Regions from separate parts of the Homo sapiens genome. Here region 1 is linked to region 2. Evidence: chromatin loops called from intact Hi-C (ENCODE). Cell type or tissue: PC-3. All regions are shown on one strand.

Region 1 (8,000 bases), 140 kb after region 2:
GGTGAGGGCTCACTCTTGGCTTCTTAGATGGTGCCTTCTTGTTGTGTTCTCACATGGCGGAAGGGGCAAATAAGGCTTCCCCGTCATGACCTAAGTCATCTCCCAGATGCCCCACCTCCCAACACCACTGCACTGGGGATTGTTTCAATATGAATTTTGAGGGGATGCAGACATTCAGACCATAGCAATCCCCAAGATCCTTTCAGGGAGTCCACAATGTCAGAACTATTTTCATAATAACACTGATATTATTTGCATTTTTCATATTTGGTCTCTCAGGAGTGGACAGTGGAATTTTTGGGTTGCTACATAACATGATGGCATCATTGCTTTGATAAATTTTGTGTTGTGTTTTCTAGAATTTTCTAAATATTATTCAGATCTGAGTGTTCAGTAGACATTTTCTCAGAAATAAACAAGCCTGCCACTTCAAGGAGAACAACTGATAATTTGAGCATTCAAGTTGAAAATTAGAATTTTGGAAAATTTATGTGCCACTGTGAGCTTGACAGCTCTCTAATACTTAAAGACTTTTCTGGTGAGATCACTGATGATACTGATGTGTTTTTTTTTTTTTTTGTATAATGAATTGCATTAACATTTATATGGTATGTATAACTCACTGAACTAATATTTTCCAAATGACCAATTTATGGTTTTACAGAGACATACATGGATAAAAGTGCAAGATAGACTATGGGATTTTTTATGTACTAGGGCATGAAAAAGCTCATTGGTCTGGTCTCAGATGTCACATTTCAACTAATCTTGAAGAAACTACCACTTGTGGAGAATTCACAATTATATGGAAAAAAGAGGAGTATTGTAATAACCTTTTTAACTGCATATCGTTATGAGGCTAGATTTTCTTCATATATTTCAACCAAAACAACATATAGCAATAGATTAAATACAGAAGCAGATGTGAGAATCTAGCTGTCTTCTGTTAAGCTGGACGTTAAAGAGATTTGCAAAAATGAAGAAGTGTCATTTTTCTCACTAAATATTTTTGTTTTGGAAAATGCAATTTTTTATTAAAACGTTATTTGTGTTAACATAAGGTTGGTATTTTAATGAATTAATAAATATTTTTAAAATTTTTCTGATAAATGTTGTTAGGTAAAATCCACATAAAAGATCTTTGGAGTCCTCAATAATGTAATAGTGCAAAGGAATCCTGGGACTATGAAGTTTGAGAATTGCTGCTCTAAAATGTGAGCAGCAAATTTCAAACTTTTTTTTTTTTTGAGGGGTCTTACTCTGTCACTCAGGCTGGAGTGCAGTGGCAGGAGCATGGCTCACTGCAGCCTCAACCACCTGGGCTCAAGCAATCTTCCAGCCTCAGCCACCCAAATACCTGGGACTATAGGTGCCCATCACAACCCCCGGCTAATTTTTGAAAAAAATTTTTTTTAGAGACAGGGTCTCACCATGTTGCCCAGGCTGGTCTTGGACTCCTGAGCTGAAGCATTCCCCCCTTGTTCAGCCTCCCAAAGTCTTAGGATTGCAGATGTGAGACACCACGCCCAGCCTGAAGTACTTTCATATCAACTCATTTAATCTTCCAAACAATGGGGTGAGTTGTAATAATAGTACTTCTTTTTCCTTTTTTTTTTTTTTTTGAGACAGTGTCTCACTGTCACCCAGGCTAAAGTGCAATGACACGATCTCCAGTCATTGCAACCTCTGCCTCCTGCGCTCAAGTAATTCTCCTGCCTTATCCTCCCAAGTAGCTGGGACTGCAGGTACATACCACCATGCCTGGCTAATTTTTATATTTTTTGTAGAGACAGGGTTTCGCCATGTTGCCCAGGCTGGAACAGTACTTACGTAGTGTATTCTTTGTGACAGGCACTGCTCTGTTATATACTTCTCTGTTATATATACATTATTTCATGTTACCCTTGCAGTAAATTTTGAGGTAGTCCTTGCTTTACAGATGACCAAAGTAGGTACAGAGAGGTTAGCTAACTTTTTTAAAGGCCCTGCAGAAATGTCTAAAACCTTAAGAGCAGGTAGGACAGGATAAAATAGGTATTACCCGAACTTTTTTGACCGTGGAACCCTGTTTTTTTTTTGGAGACAGGTTCTTATTCTGTCACCCAGGCTGGAGTGCAGGAGCACAATCATTGCTCACTGCAGTCTCCATCTCCCAGGCTCAAACAATCCTCCCATCTCTGCCTCCCAAGTAGCTGGGGACCATAGGCGCACGCCACCACACTTGACTAATTTTTTAATTTTTTATAGAGACAAGGTCTCCCTATATTGTCCAGGCTGGTCTTGAACTCCTAGCCTCAAGTGATCCTCTTGCCTTGGCCTCTCAAAGTGCTGGTATTATGAGCCACCATGCCCGGTCCCTTTTTTTTTTTTTTTTTTAAATGTAACAGTTCTGACTGGGCATAGTCACTCAGGCCTGTAATCCCAGCACTTTGAGAGGCTGAGGCAGGAGGATGGCTTAAACCCAGGAGTTTGAACTTAGAATGAGCTATGATTGCACCAGTGTGCTACAGCCTGGGCGACAGATTGAGGCCCTGTCTCTCTCTCTCTTTTTTTTTTTTAGAAGCAATTCTTTGAACAGGATTCCTTGGAATACACTTTTAGAAATGCTGCATTAGTAAGAAACCAATGAGGGAAAAACATCAAAAACAAAACAAAGAAGTAATCAGTGATGGTTGACTAGTGCTGAAGGTGTTTAAGGTGTGTACAGAAAGTGGCTGCACGCAGTGGCTCACGCCTGTAATCCCAGCACTTTGTGAGGTTTAGGCGGGAGGATCGCTTGAGCCCGGGAGTTTGAGACCCACCTGGGCAACATAATGACACCTCTTCTCATTACTTTAAAAATGAAATAAAAGATAGGCCAGGCACGATGGCTCACGCCTGTAATCCCAGCACTTTGGGAGGCCGAGGCGGGTGGATCACCTGGTCAGGGGTTCGAGACCAGCCTGGCCAACATAGCGAAACCCCATCTCTACTAAAAGTACAAAAATTAACCGGGCATGGTGGGGGGTGCCTGTAATCCCAGCTACTCAGGAGGCTGAGGCAGTAGAGTAGCTTGAACCCAGGAGGCAGAGGTTGCAGGGAGCCAAGATTGTGCCACTGCACTCCAGCCTGAGCGACAAGAGCAAGACTCCACCAAAAAAAAAAAAAAAAAAAAAGAAAAGTTAAAAATGAAATAAAATCTGTACAGGAAAGTGACCGTTGGATTTGGCAGGATAGGGTCGTTAGTAATTTTCTTGAGCAGTTTCAGTGGAAAAGGGATAGAGTAGGAGCCTCCTTGGCATTGATTAAGGAGACAGTACAACAAGATAAGTGGATGCAGTCCAAATGGATGCTTTAACAAGTTTTGCTATAAAGAGGATCAGGATTAAGAGAGTTTTAAAGATGGGAGACATTAGGGCATGTTTACACTGTGGGAATAATATAGTAAGATAAATGTAGGGAGTTGAGATATTATACATGGAGAGGTGGAAAGTCTTAAATGCCTGGAGTTTTCTGTGTGCATACATATTCATACACATACACCCACATATATGTACACATGTGAGTCAGGAAAACTTTCCCTCAAGAAATGACATTTGCGCTAAGATCTGAAGGCTGAGTCATAGTTAACTGTGCATAGGAAGTGTATAAAAAGCAGCAAGAAGAGTGTAGTAGGCTGAGTAAACAGCGCAGGGAAGGCCCCAGGATAGAAGTGAACACAGTTGTTTATCCTGAGAGTAATGAGAAGCCACTAAAAGCTTAAGCATGGGAGAGACATTCTCAAATTGGCTTTAAAAAATGCTCTGCAGCACGGAGAAGGGGTTAGAGAAGGGCAGATGACCAGTTTGGAAGAGATACTAGTAGACCAGGTAAAAAATTATGGTAGCTTGGACCAGGGTGTTATTGATGGAGAGAAGCAGATGGATTTGGGGAGTCATTCCACTGTGCTAAGGGAAAAGTCTACAAAATCTGGAGTACAGGGAACAGAACAATGACAGGGAGAGCTGGGAAAGGGGAGGCATTGGTAAAAATTTGAGACGAGTATGTAAGTGGGTATGTATGTATATAAATATATATACATATTCATAATACACATATGAATACACATGTGAAAACACTTATTGTGGTCATATATATATATATTTTTTTTTTTTTTCTTTTTTTTTGAGACGGAGTCTCGCTCTCTTGCCAGGCTGGAGTGCAGTGGTGCGATCTTGGCCTACTGCAACCTCCACCTCCCGGATTCAAGTGATTCTCCTACCTCAGCCTCCCGGTCATATATAATTTTTATAATTTTATTCATGTAAAAACGTATACATAGAAGAGCTACGTGCGGTGGCTCATGCCTGTAATCCTAGCACCTTGGGAGGCCGAGGCAGGACGATCACTTCACCCAGGCGTTTCAGACTAACCTGGGGAACATGGTGAAACCCCGTCTCTACAAAAAATACAAAAAGTTAGCCAGGCATGGTGGCGTGTGCCTGTAGTCCCAGCTACATGGGAGACTGAGGTGGGAGAATCGCTTGAACCCAGGAGATGGAGGCTGCAGTGAGCCGAGATTGCACCACTGCACTCCAGCCTGTGCAACAGAGTGAGATCCTCTCTCTCAAAAAAAAACCCCAAAAAACATATGCACAGAAGATCACAAATGATAACTGTACATCATGTTGGATTTTCAGAGTAACATATCCATGAAAATTTCACCGGGATTTTTAAAAAATAGAGTATCACTAGCGTCCCAAACTTCCTCTGCTTCATGGTTCTCCCAGCCATTATCCCATTCTCCCCAGTGGTAGCCACTGTGACTTCACATACCTTGGATTAGTTAGGTTTTGGGGGGAAGAGGGAGAATGAATGGAAGCTTTATTATTGTTTGAGATATAGAACATTAGCAGCACCTCAGTAGCCTCTTTTGTGCCCACTCCCAGTTGTTACCCTCCCCAAATGTATCTGCTATTCCATCACTGTGTTGAGGCGGAGCCAGACCACCCCATATTTAAAGATTCACTAGAAGGGCTTGCAGGACTCAGTATATGGTTGTACTCACAGTGAAGATTTATTGCATTGTAGTAAGGATACACATCTGGATCATGAGGGAAAAAGACAGGCACAGTCTGAAGGAATCCATGTATAGGCTTCCCTATGCTCCGTCTTTCCCATGAGGGGGTCACCCAGAGCCCGTTTTTCCCCAGTGGTGGAAATGTGGCAACACGTGCCGTGTTTCTGTGGAGAGAAGACCGTTAGAGACGTAGTGTCCGAGGTTTTTACTGGGTCCTGATCACATAGGCAGCCTCTGCCTGGCATATAATAAAATTCCAAATTCCCAGAAGGGATGGCAGGTGTTCAGCAGGTGTGCTTGTTTGCACAAGCAGTCTAGGCACATTGAGCTGCATTATCAGTTAGGAAAAATTTTATTTCTGTGTATGGAACTGTTTACCAACCAAGTTCCCGGATACCAGCCCAAGGTCCTTAACAAACAGGCCTTTCTAAGGACAGCAGCCTGAGGTCTGCTGTGTTAACTCTTTTTCTGAACAATCACTATGAATGAGTTTTGCCTGTTCTAGAATTTCATATCAAAGGAATCATGTAGTATGTACTCCTGGCTTCTTCTGCTTAACATTACGTTTGTGAGATTGTAGATAGTTTGTTCATTTCATAGCCAAGTAGTATTCCATTGAATGAATATACCACAATTTATCCATCCTGCTGTTGATGGGCAAAGTTACTTCACCTTCTCCCCAATATTTGGTATTACCTCTTTTACATTGTAGTCATTCTTGTGGGTATGTAGTAATTTGTTTTGGCTTTAATTAGCATTTCCCTGATGGCAAATGAGATCGAGCATTTTTTTTTCATCTATGTATTGCCATTTTTATAACCTTTTTATTATAAAGTGCCTGTTCAAGGCCCCTTGCCTATTTTTATGTTGGGTTATTTATTTGTAGGAGTTCTTCATATATATTTTGAATGTGAGTCCATTGTTAGATATATGTATTGCAAATATCTGACATTTTGTGGTCTGCCATTTCACTCTTAAATGGCTTCTTTTAATGAAGAAAAGTTATTAACTTTAAAGTAGCCTAATTTATATATCTTTTCCTCTAGCATTTGTGCTGTTGCCTTAAGAGATCTTTATTCCAAGGTCATGAAGATAATCTCCTGTGTTATCTTTTAGTGGCTTTATTGTTTTACCTTTCATATTTAGATCTCCAATCACTTGGAACTTATTTTTGTGTATGGTGTACAAGTAGGAGTTAAGATTTATTTTTTTCATGTAGATATTCAGCTGACTCGGCCCTATTTATTGGAAAAGAAAAATCCATATTTGCTGCTGTTCAGAGCTACCTTTAAGTATCTGCAGTGCTCTATTTTGTTTCACTGTTCTGTCCTTCTGCCAGTACTTGTCTTAATAAGCTTTACAGTAAGTCTTAATATCTGGTAGTGTAATTCTTTCAACCTCCTTTTTCCTCTCTCTCTCTCAAGATTATCTTGGTTATCCCTGGTTCTTTAATGTTGTGTATAAAAAGTTTTAGAATAATTTGTCATTTCTTTCTCTTGCTCTCTCTCACAAACTTACTGGGCTTGTGATTATATTGAATTAGTAAATGGGTTTGGGGAGAATTGACATCTTTGGAATTTAGTGTGCCAGTTCATAAACTTGTGTATTTATTTAAGTTTGCTTTAAAAAGATTATTAGAGGTCTTGCACTTCTTTCACTAGATTTATTCTTAAGTAGTTCATATAGAAAGTCAGGTGTATTTGATTAGGCTCTCTGCCTGATGCCCATTCTGTTCTTGATTGTCTGAATAAGAGTTGCTGTTGATATCAGAAAGCTGTTTCAACTTAGTTCGGAGGTAATATGTACAGTATTGCTCTGTGTGGAAGGTCTCCAGAGATTTAAGAATTTAAAAAACAAACAACTGTAGCAGTATGGCAAATTATTTTATAGTGAGATCGTTTTTATACTTAATATTTGGATTTTGAAACATGAAATGTTTATAATCATAATGTACAACTGTGTAAAAGTGTGATTAAATTGTGAACATCTTAGGCATCGTTACTGTGAGCAGTAATACTTGTTGGTCAAATGAAATGCTGTACAATTTAGGTGTAGTTTTTTAAAAATCATAGCATTTTACCTTGATTTGACATTTTTAGAGTAGAGAGAATTAAGTGTCAGGGGCATGTATGTTGGGGGGAGGTGGACAATAGTGTTAAAACATAAAAAAAAAATACTGTGATTTAATTATAAAGGAATATGTTGGGCCGGGCGCAGTGGCTCGCGCCTGTAATCCTAGCACTTTGGGAGGCCAAGGTGGGCAGATCACCTGCGATCTGGAGTTCGAGACCAAGCTAGCCAACGTGCTGAAACCCCATCTGTACTATAAATACAAAACTTAGCTGAGTGTCGTGGTGCACGCCTATAATCTCAGCTCCTTGGGTGGCTGAGGCAGGAGAATTGCTTGAACCTGGGAGGCAGAGGTTGCAGTGAGCTGAGATCACACCACTGCACTCCACCCTGGGCTAAAGAGCAAGACACCATCTCAAAAAAATAATTTGTGATACTGTTTATCCACGGCAGAACTTTTATTCTTAGAAATTTGAGGAATGGGCCGGGCGCGGTGGCTCACGCCTGTAATCCCAGCACTTTGGGAGGCCGAGGCGGGCAGATCACCTGAGGTCGGGAGTTCGAGACCAGCCTGACCAACATGGAGAAACCCAGTCTCTACTAAAAATACAAAATTAGCCAGGCGTGGTAACGCATGCCTGTAATCCTAGCTACTTGGGAGGCTGAGACAGGAGAATCGCTTGAACCCGGGAAGCAGAGGTTGCAGTGAGCCAAGATCATGGCATTGCACTCCAACCTGGGCAACAAGAGCAAAACTCTGTCTCAAAAAAAAAAAAGAAAAGAAAAGAAATTTGAGGAAAGATCTAGTTGTGACTTTAGCAAGTTACTTAATATTTCTGTGCCTTCATCTGCACAAGGGGGATATTAATAGTACCCATCTTTGGAAAGGACT
Region 2 (8,000 bases):
TGGAAAAGTCTCTACTCATGTACACTCATGCACTTGAAGTAGCAACTAACATGAATGGTTTTATAATTCAATACAAAGATGGATAACACATTATACATGTATAAGATATATAAATTTCAAATGACATCTCTGCTTTTAGGAAAATGTGCTTGCTTGTATTGCTCTAACCAGGTACAAAGCAGCTACATTATGCATTAGGTCTGAAAATAGAGGACTCATGACATCCAAACATTCCTTCAAGCTATATGAAACTATAAATTCATGTATAAGTAAAGAAAAATCCTTAAGGTCATAAAAAACTACCTACCAATGAAATATAAGATCCCTTTTTGACAAATGTTTAACTGAGTAAGTGCTTTATACTATGTAAAGATATTGTCAAGTAATAAATTACAATTTAAGTTTTAACTGTGTTATTTAAAGTATCCTCTTAAAAGCTGGAGTACAATGATTCTTTCCCTACTGGTTTCACCCTCCTCAGTCTGGCAAACATCGGATTTTCTCACTTACACTTAAAAGTAGAGCCAAAATTAACATCTTTAAATATAACACTTTATGCCAATATCATGCTCTGCTTTGCTTTTTTTTTCACTCCCTGAGTTATCAGCAACATCAAATTACTGCCAGGAACTTCAATCCCTTGACTTTAAAATGTTAGAACAACTCACCTGGGGCATACAAAATATGACTTGTCTACAAAAATGGTAGATAATTAAAGTCTACAGTCTTGCTTAATCTGGGATTATTTACATCATTTTAATTAAAAATAATAATCGATGAAAACAGATGCCATTTTAACATTCCACATTAGGGTCCACAACCCAAGAACTGCAGAGATTAATGAGCCAATAAAAACCAGGTATGGTTTCAATATACCAATAAATAGGCAGATGGTTGGCTTTCACTATTAAAGTAAAATATTTCTGAAAAGCAAAGTTAATATAAATGGCAAAAGGCAAATAAAGTATTCAAATATTTTTATTTTTAATAAACTAAAGTGACATCAGTAATTGAAATTATGAGATATGTTCCCTAAAACATATTCAGAACAAATAAGAGTTCTTCCACTTTCTAACTCTAATTGGTCTTGGACAGGTCAATTTGATCTCTCTAAAGCCAAATCTATCTTCATTTGTAAATTCAGCACAATAGCAACCACCTCAGAGTTGTTATGGGGTCTGAATAGGTTGACAAATAGAAGGATACTTTGCAAATGAAAAATCTCTATGCAAATTTAAACTATAATCTTTCCACTCTGACTAAAAGCAACTAAAGGTTCTTTCCATTTTAAAACTATCAAAAGCTTTATATGTGAATATTGAATATTAAAACTAAAAACTTTATTTAATCATGAAACATAAGGACTAAAACAAAGCTTTAGATTTCTAAGCAAAAAATTGAGATCAAATATAATCCTTCAATGAAGTAAGTTTTTTTTTTCCTCTCAATGAAGGCCACCTATACCTTTAACATATTTCAGATATACCTACCAGAAACTATATTACTGCTAATTATCTTGCCCCCCAAGGTAGCTAATGATTTGGGTACTACTGTAATGATGCTACCACTCGTAGTTTTCACATAGGTTGCAGCTCCAGGGGTTGCAGCCATCCGACCAATGGATGGGCTCACTGTTGGCCGGGTATAGGTTGCTTGTGTGCCTACAGAAAGGGAAAAGCCAAAAGAAAAACTTGTCATTGCTTACAGAAGAATGATAATTAATACAGTTTAACTGTAATTCCATATAATCTACATTGCTATAACTTGAAAATGGAATTTCAAGGTGTCAAGACATTAATTTATAATTTTACAGCCAGTTTTCAACACATATAGCAAGTACTACAGCCAAGTCAATTTAAATTAATTTTACACATAAAATTTTGTGATGTGTTGCATCAAATTACTAACCCAAGAAAAAGTAGAGTTAACTCTGTTCCCTTCTTCCACTACCCTTCTTCTACTAGTTTTATGCCAAAAGAAACAAATTTAATCATCTTTCCTGCCAGAGTATTTTAGATATTTCTGTCATAGATTTTAAGGTCTCTGCATCTGTTTTATGCTGTCTTAGTGCCAAACCCAATGTTGGCATTGAGCAAATAAGGCAGTATTGTTTGCCTAAAGTTTTACAAACTTTCATTGCTTTGTACTCTGCTACCCTCTAAATATACGTCCACCTTTAAAGGGTTGGTTATTCTATCATTTTAGTAAAGATTAAAGTTAAAGCTGCCTAGAGTTGCCAGGAATATTTCTCTTTAGCCTAAAATTTTCTCTATTTACCTATTTCCTCAACTTTAGACCTGTTAGACTATTTTTCTTCATGTGTCTCAAAAGATTTTATACCCTTCCCCACTATTTCTAACACTTTTTTCTTTTCTCCAAACAGGAATTAAAAGCTAACTACATGAGTCTGTTGTAGTTTCTTACAAATCCAGTAACTCAGAAAGGCTATTCCTAAATTAAGCATCAATAGCCTTAGGGAGAATGAAAAAAAAATGACTAAGATAACATCATCTTCACTTGAAGAAATCTTTCATGATAATCAAATTCACGGACCACTTTGATAGCCATTTTCAATACTCGCCTCCTCCCCCCCCCCAAAAAAATGCTTTTACCAAGTTATTCACCTTTGAAAAATACAACCATTACCCAAAAAGGGAGAACGGGAGGAACAATAAGTAGAATTAGTTTATATTGGTTATAAGCATACATCTGAATGAAAAAAAAAAAAAACCCACAAAACTAGTGCAAAGTAAATATGCTATATGGATACATAGTTTGAATTTGGCAAATTACATCTGGAAAAATTTCAAATTAAGTTTTTGTTAAAAAAAGAAACACTTATTATAACACAGACACATAAATAGACAAAATATTATTCTTCACTACTTTTCCATAACATGAAGAATCATATATGCATAACACTGTTATCTATTTAGAAAAGTTTAGGGGAAGTATGATAAAAATACTAAAGAATAATAGTGTTTAAAAGCACAGGCTTTGCATAGAGACAGAAGGTAGAATGGTGATGCCAGGGACTTCAGAAAGTGGGGAAATGAAGCATTATTGTTGAATGAACACAGAGTTTCAGTTTCGGAAGATGAAAACGTTTTGGAGATAGATGGTGTTGATGGTTATACAACAATGTGAATGTACTTAAGGCCAATGAACTATATATTTGAAAATGGTAAATTTCATGTTATATATATTTTACTGCAATTTAAAAAACAAAAGAAAGCACAGGTTTTGGAGTCAAACTGGTTCAATCCCCAGTTCTGCCTCTTTTTGGCTACATGACCTTGGGGAAGTTGCTGAAAATGGAGATAATAAAGCCTAAAGGATATGAAGTGCAATGTCTGTAATGACCTTTACACACTGGCCAATAAATGACAGCTTATAAGCTTGAGACAGGTATCATTTTACACTATTTAAATTCTGTCATCTAAATACTAGCCATCCTCAAAAAGTTTGGTTAAAGAGTCATACATTTAAAATAACGGTAATGGCTAATTATAATATTAATAGTGACAACTATTGAGCACTATGCCGGGGACTTTCTACATACCTGATTTCATTTAGTACTTATAATAACGTTATGGCATAGGTATTATTATCCCATTTAAATAAACAAGGAAAAAAACAAAAACAAATAAACAAAGAAAAACATTTAGAGAGATTAAGTAATCTGCTCAAGGTCACATTTTAGATAGTGTTACTATCCAAAATGTTCAACACTGTCACTTCCTCCAGCATATGCTGGTTGCTTGCCTATCAGGGCACAATACCATTCTGTGCTTCCCTCAGTCTCAGTAACGCTTACTAAACTGTAATGTAACATATACTCTTCTCAACTTCATCAGAGTGAAATCCTTGTGGGTTGGGACTGTTTTAATTCATTCAGCAAATCCTGACTGAGCACCTACTTACAGACTAGCTCTATATATGTGGTAAATAAAAAGGATATGGTCCCTTACGCTCACAGAGCTTATGGTCCAATAAAAGGAACAATATCAAACAAATCAATATACAACTAGATACCTAAGAAATTATGGGAAGTGCTATAAAGGAAAAGAACAAAGGATCATTAGAAAGAATAACAAAAGAAAGTTAACGTCAGGGCAGTCAGTAGGGGTGTGAGAATCAAGAAAGGCCTCTTTGAAAAACTGTCCCATTAATCTCTATATCCCAAGTGTCAAGCATATTGCTGGTACAGAGAAACTGTTTGATGAATGTATGATGAATAAATGAACTGATGCTCAAGAGAACTTACCAGTAGGAGTGGTTACCAGTTTAGTTGTCATAATTGCACCATTACTGCTAACCACCATAATAGGGGAATTGCTACTGGTGGGTAGAGTTGCTGTCACTGGTTTGGGTAAGATTTTACTTGGTTGAACCTGTTGTGTGATGATTTTAACACCTTTGAAAGAAGAAAGATAAATCTCAGCACAAATTATTTTTAAATACATGTCCCTTATACCAACCCAAGAGGGCAGTAGTCACACACATTTACTCAGTCTTGTCTAAAGAGAAGTTTTTTTTAATACTGATGAAACTCTAAACTTTTATTCCTCAAATTCCTATCTTTCTTAGTTTATTTCTCATTTCAGAAATGCAACTAAAACATTGCATTAACAAACTTCATAAAGAAAAACAAATCTTTTGTCTATGATTGTGTTATACAAGAGCTTTCAAACCAAATTATCCACTGGACTTGACTTTACAGGCAAATAATCCTTTCCATACAAATACTTAGGATGAAAGGACTAGCATAAGAGGTCAGAAACAAAAGGTAATGTGCTTTTATGTATCCCCAACTTCGCCAAAATATTCACACAACTCCTTAAACTTACATAAAAGCTGTTGAAAATTATAAAGACAAAGAACATTTTTTGTTTGAATTTTTTAACTGCCTTCTTTTAAAATAATTTTTAATAGCTCACTTTGTCAAATACAGGATACAAAAAAAGATACATTATTATTCTACCTACACAAAAAAATGTGTGTGGACAAGAACTTGAAGGTGATAGGCAAAAATAAAACTAAAGTGCTAGGGTGGTGATTTATGGTTTTTTTTTTTTTTACATTTTCTAAATTTTTCTTTATAATGCCATAATTGTTACATTGACTTTCCAAATGTAAACATTCTTTTAACCCTTTTCCCATTTAGAAAAAAAAAAAGTGTAGCTTGCTGCCTGCATTCATTTAATTTTATATAAACATGCTCTTTGAGGCTGAAACAAATCTGAGTGATTTTCAATGTGAAAATAAAATATAAAAACTGTTTTTGAGAACTATGTTAACATCACACATAGGAATGCTAGCTTCTAGGATTTGACATTTTCAGCAATTGAGAATTACTATATTTTGTAAACGGAAATACCACTACTAAAAACAGAATGCTATAAATAGAATAATGTCTTTTGTTTCCAAAGTCAATATACTAGAGCAATGCAAAAATAATAATCAAAGCAAGATATTTCCTGGCAAAGTTATCTTGGGGTAAATGCTACAGCTGCAAGCACCACCAGCAAGTATTCTCGGGGTAAATGAGAAAAGGGTTAAAATAAAATTTCCTATGCCAACTATAAATTTAAATTGGTAGCTAAGGAAGGAAATTTTTGGTAACACTCTTTCCCCACTACTATCTTCACTGAAATAATTCATGAGTTAAAATATGTTGTTATAGACAACTAAGAATTATATTACTTTTTGAGATGGTGATTTAGGTTAAGACATTAGGAAGCAAACAGATCTATTTATTTAATAGCCTTACATAATTTTAAATTTCTTGTAGCCAACAAAGTTGTTAAAATTATGACATCTAAGTATATAATTAGACAGGCTACATAATCTCTGTGACTCAGTCTCCTCATCCATAAAATAATGATTCTATTAGTATATACCTCATAAGGCTGTTGTTAAGATTAAATAAATCACAACTGTAAAGTTCATAATGAACAGTAAAAATTCAGTAATTATTATGGAAATTTTAAGATTCTGATTATAATAAATCTTAAGCACTGAGGTTTGTGGGGGGAATAATTTCTAGTATTTATTTCATTAGTGAATTACAGTTATTATTATTTTATTATTATTATTATTTTGAGATGGAGTCTCACTCTGTCTCCAGGCTGGAGTACAGTGGTGCAATCTCAGCTCACTGCAACCTCCACCTCCTGGGTTTAAGTGATTCTCCTGCCTCAGCCTCCCGAGTAGGTGGGATTACAGGGGCCTGTCATCATGCCCGGCTAATTTTTTTGTATTTTTAGCAGAGACAGGGTTTCACCATGTTGGCCAGGCTGGTTTTGAACTCCTGACCTCAAGGGACCCACCAGCCTTGGCCTCCCAAAGGGATTACAGGTGTGAGCCACCAGACCCGACCACAATTAAGTAATTCTTAAAGCACATATAAAAAGGAGCTTCTAAAGAAATAAGCACACAGAGAAAAAATTAAGATAATCTTAAAATGACTTTGCTCAATTATATGCAAATAAGTTTAAAATCTGGATCAAATAGGTAATTTTCTAGGAAGTTATTACTTATCAATATTGACCCCAGAAAAGAGAAAAAATGTAAATAGACAAATTTCCACAGATAAAAATTTCAGGAGCTGTACCCCTTTGCCAAAAAGTAGCAGGCTCAGATAGTTGCATTGGAGAATTCTACAGTCTCTTAAAAAGAAAGTAATTCCAATGTACTTAAAGCCATTCCAAATATTGATATCTGGCACGGCGGCATCGGCTCTGCTGGCCCCCTAACCCAGTGAAGCTGGTAAAAATTATAAAACCACCATTGAAAGGGTCCAGAAATCGTGCCAAGGGCAAATAATAAATGAAAAAACATCTACTCAATAAAATCTCAAAAAATTCATTGAGAAAGGCAAAATCTGTGGTATTTAAACCAAGAGCATTTCCTCCTTCCCCACTACTAGCTCAGCAAGGGGTACATTCCATTCCAGATGGCTGCAGTGAAGAAGAACTCGGGATTCCTTCTCTGCCAGCTCCCAGTTGAAAGGTTTTCTTCTCAGGAGAAACCAGACTTCAGATTATATCATCCTGCACTCAGCTACCTACTACTAAGGCTAAGTTCTGGGCAAGAGCAGTATGGATGTGAGAGCTCTCTTATTCTGCCCAGCCCCCAGTTTGTGGACAAAGCTCTACCTTGGGCACAGTACCACTGAGTATACTGAAGTACTGATAGCCCTTGCCCTGGCTTGTGAGGCAGTGACTCCACCACCAAGCGAGGCAAACTGTGAGGACCTTTGGCTGCTCCCCAACCCCTTACCCCGACTCTGTGAGCACTCAGTGCGTAAAGCAGGGGTCTGTCAGAGAAGTCTGTCACTTACCCCACCCTAGATACTTCCTATTTCTGCAAGGTTCCAGTTTCTAAGGTCTGTATCAATGGCATTTTTATTTGTGAATCAATTATTACATTATACTATATTAATTAATTTTAGGCAAGGTCTTGCTGTGTCACCCAAGGTAGAGTGCAATGGTGTGATCATGGCTCACTGCCTTGATCTTCTAGGCTCAAGCAATCCTCTTGCCCCAACCTTCAGAGTAGCTGGGAATACAAGCATATGCCACCACACTCAGCTAATTTTACTATTTTTGTAGAGATAGGGTCTTGCTTTATAGTCCAGGGTGATCTTGAACTCTGGCTTCAAGCAGTCCCCCTGCCTTGGCCTCCCAAAGATCTGGGATTACAGGCATGAGCCACCAAACACAGCCAGTTTATTAATTTTTTTATTAGAGACAGCGTCTTGTTCTGTCACCCAGGCTGAAGTGCGGTGGCATGATGACTGTAACCTTGAACTCCTGAGCTAAAGCAATTCTCCCATCTCAGAATCCCAAAGCACTGAGATTATAGGCATGAGCCACTGCACCTGGTCTATATTTTATTTTTTTGAATAGAGAAAGCATTCATTAAAAACTGACCAGTATAAAAAGTTAGAGTGAATAACTTGTCCTCTTTCCTTGTCCTCTGTCTAGTTCTCCCTT

What was found. A loop is a pair of places that touch in the nucleus more often than their neighbours do. Peaks named below come from ENCODE experiments on the same cell type or tissue, not always from the same donor. Only the 100,000 strongest peaks of a DNase experiment are listed, where the experiment ranks them.
Region 1: a loop joins it to region 2, with 2.7 times the contacts of the local background. A loop is called at or near these places in 8 of 110 quality-filtered maps.

What each region holds. Positions count from the first base shown.
Region 1 is chr11:76,366,966-76,374,965 of GRCh38, reverse strand. All of the region lies in intron 1 of THAP12 (THAP domain containing 12), which reads left to right. Among named protein-coding and RNA genes, the nearest start is that of THAP12, 10 kb to the left of the region's middle. RefSeq lists a silencer at 3,524-3,633. In PC-3, no CTCF peak of the experiment used is centred here; a DNase peak (open chromatin) is centred at 3,605; H3K27ac peaks cover 712 bases.
Region 2 is chr11:76,509,803-76,517,802 of GRCh38, reverse strand. It overlaps EMSY (EMSY transcriptional repressor, BRCA2 interacting), which reads right to left. Exons shown (of 22, transcript NM_001300942.2): 11 at 4,268-4,417; 12 at 1,491-1,661. Among named protein-coding and RNA genes, the nearest start is that of EMSY, 69 kb to the right of the region's middle. In PC-3, a CTCF peak has its summit at 4,487; no DNase peak of the experiment used is centred here.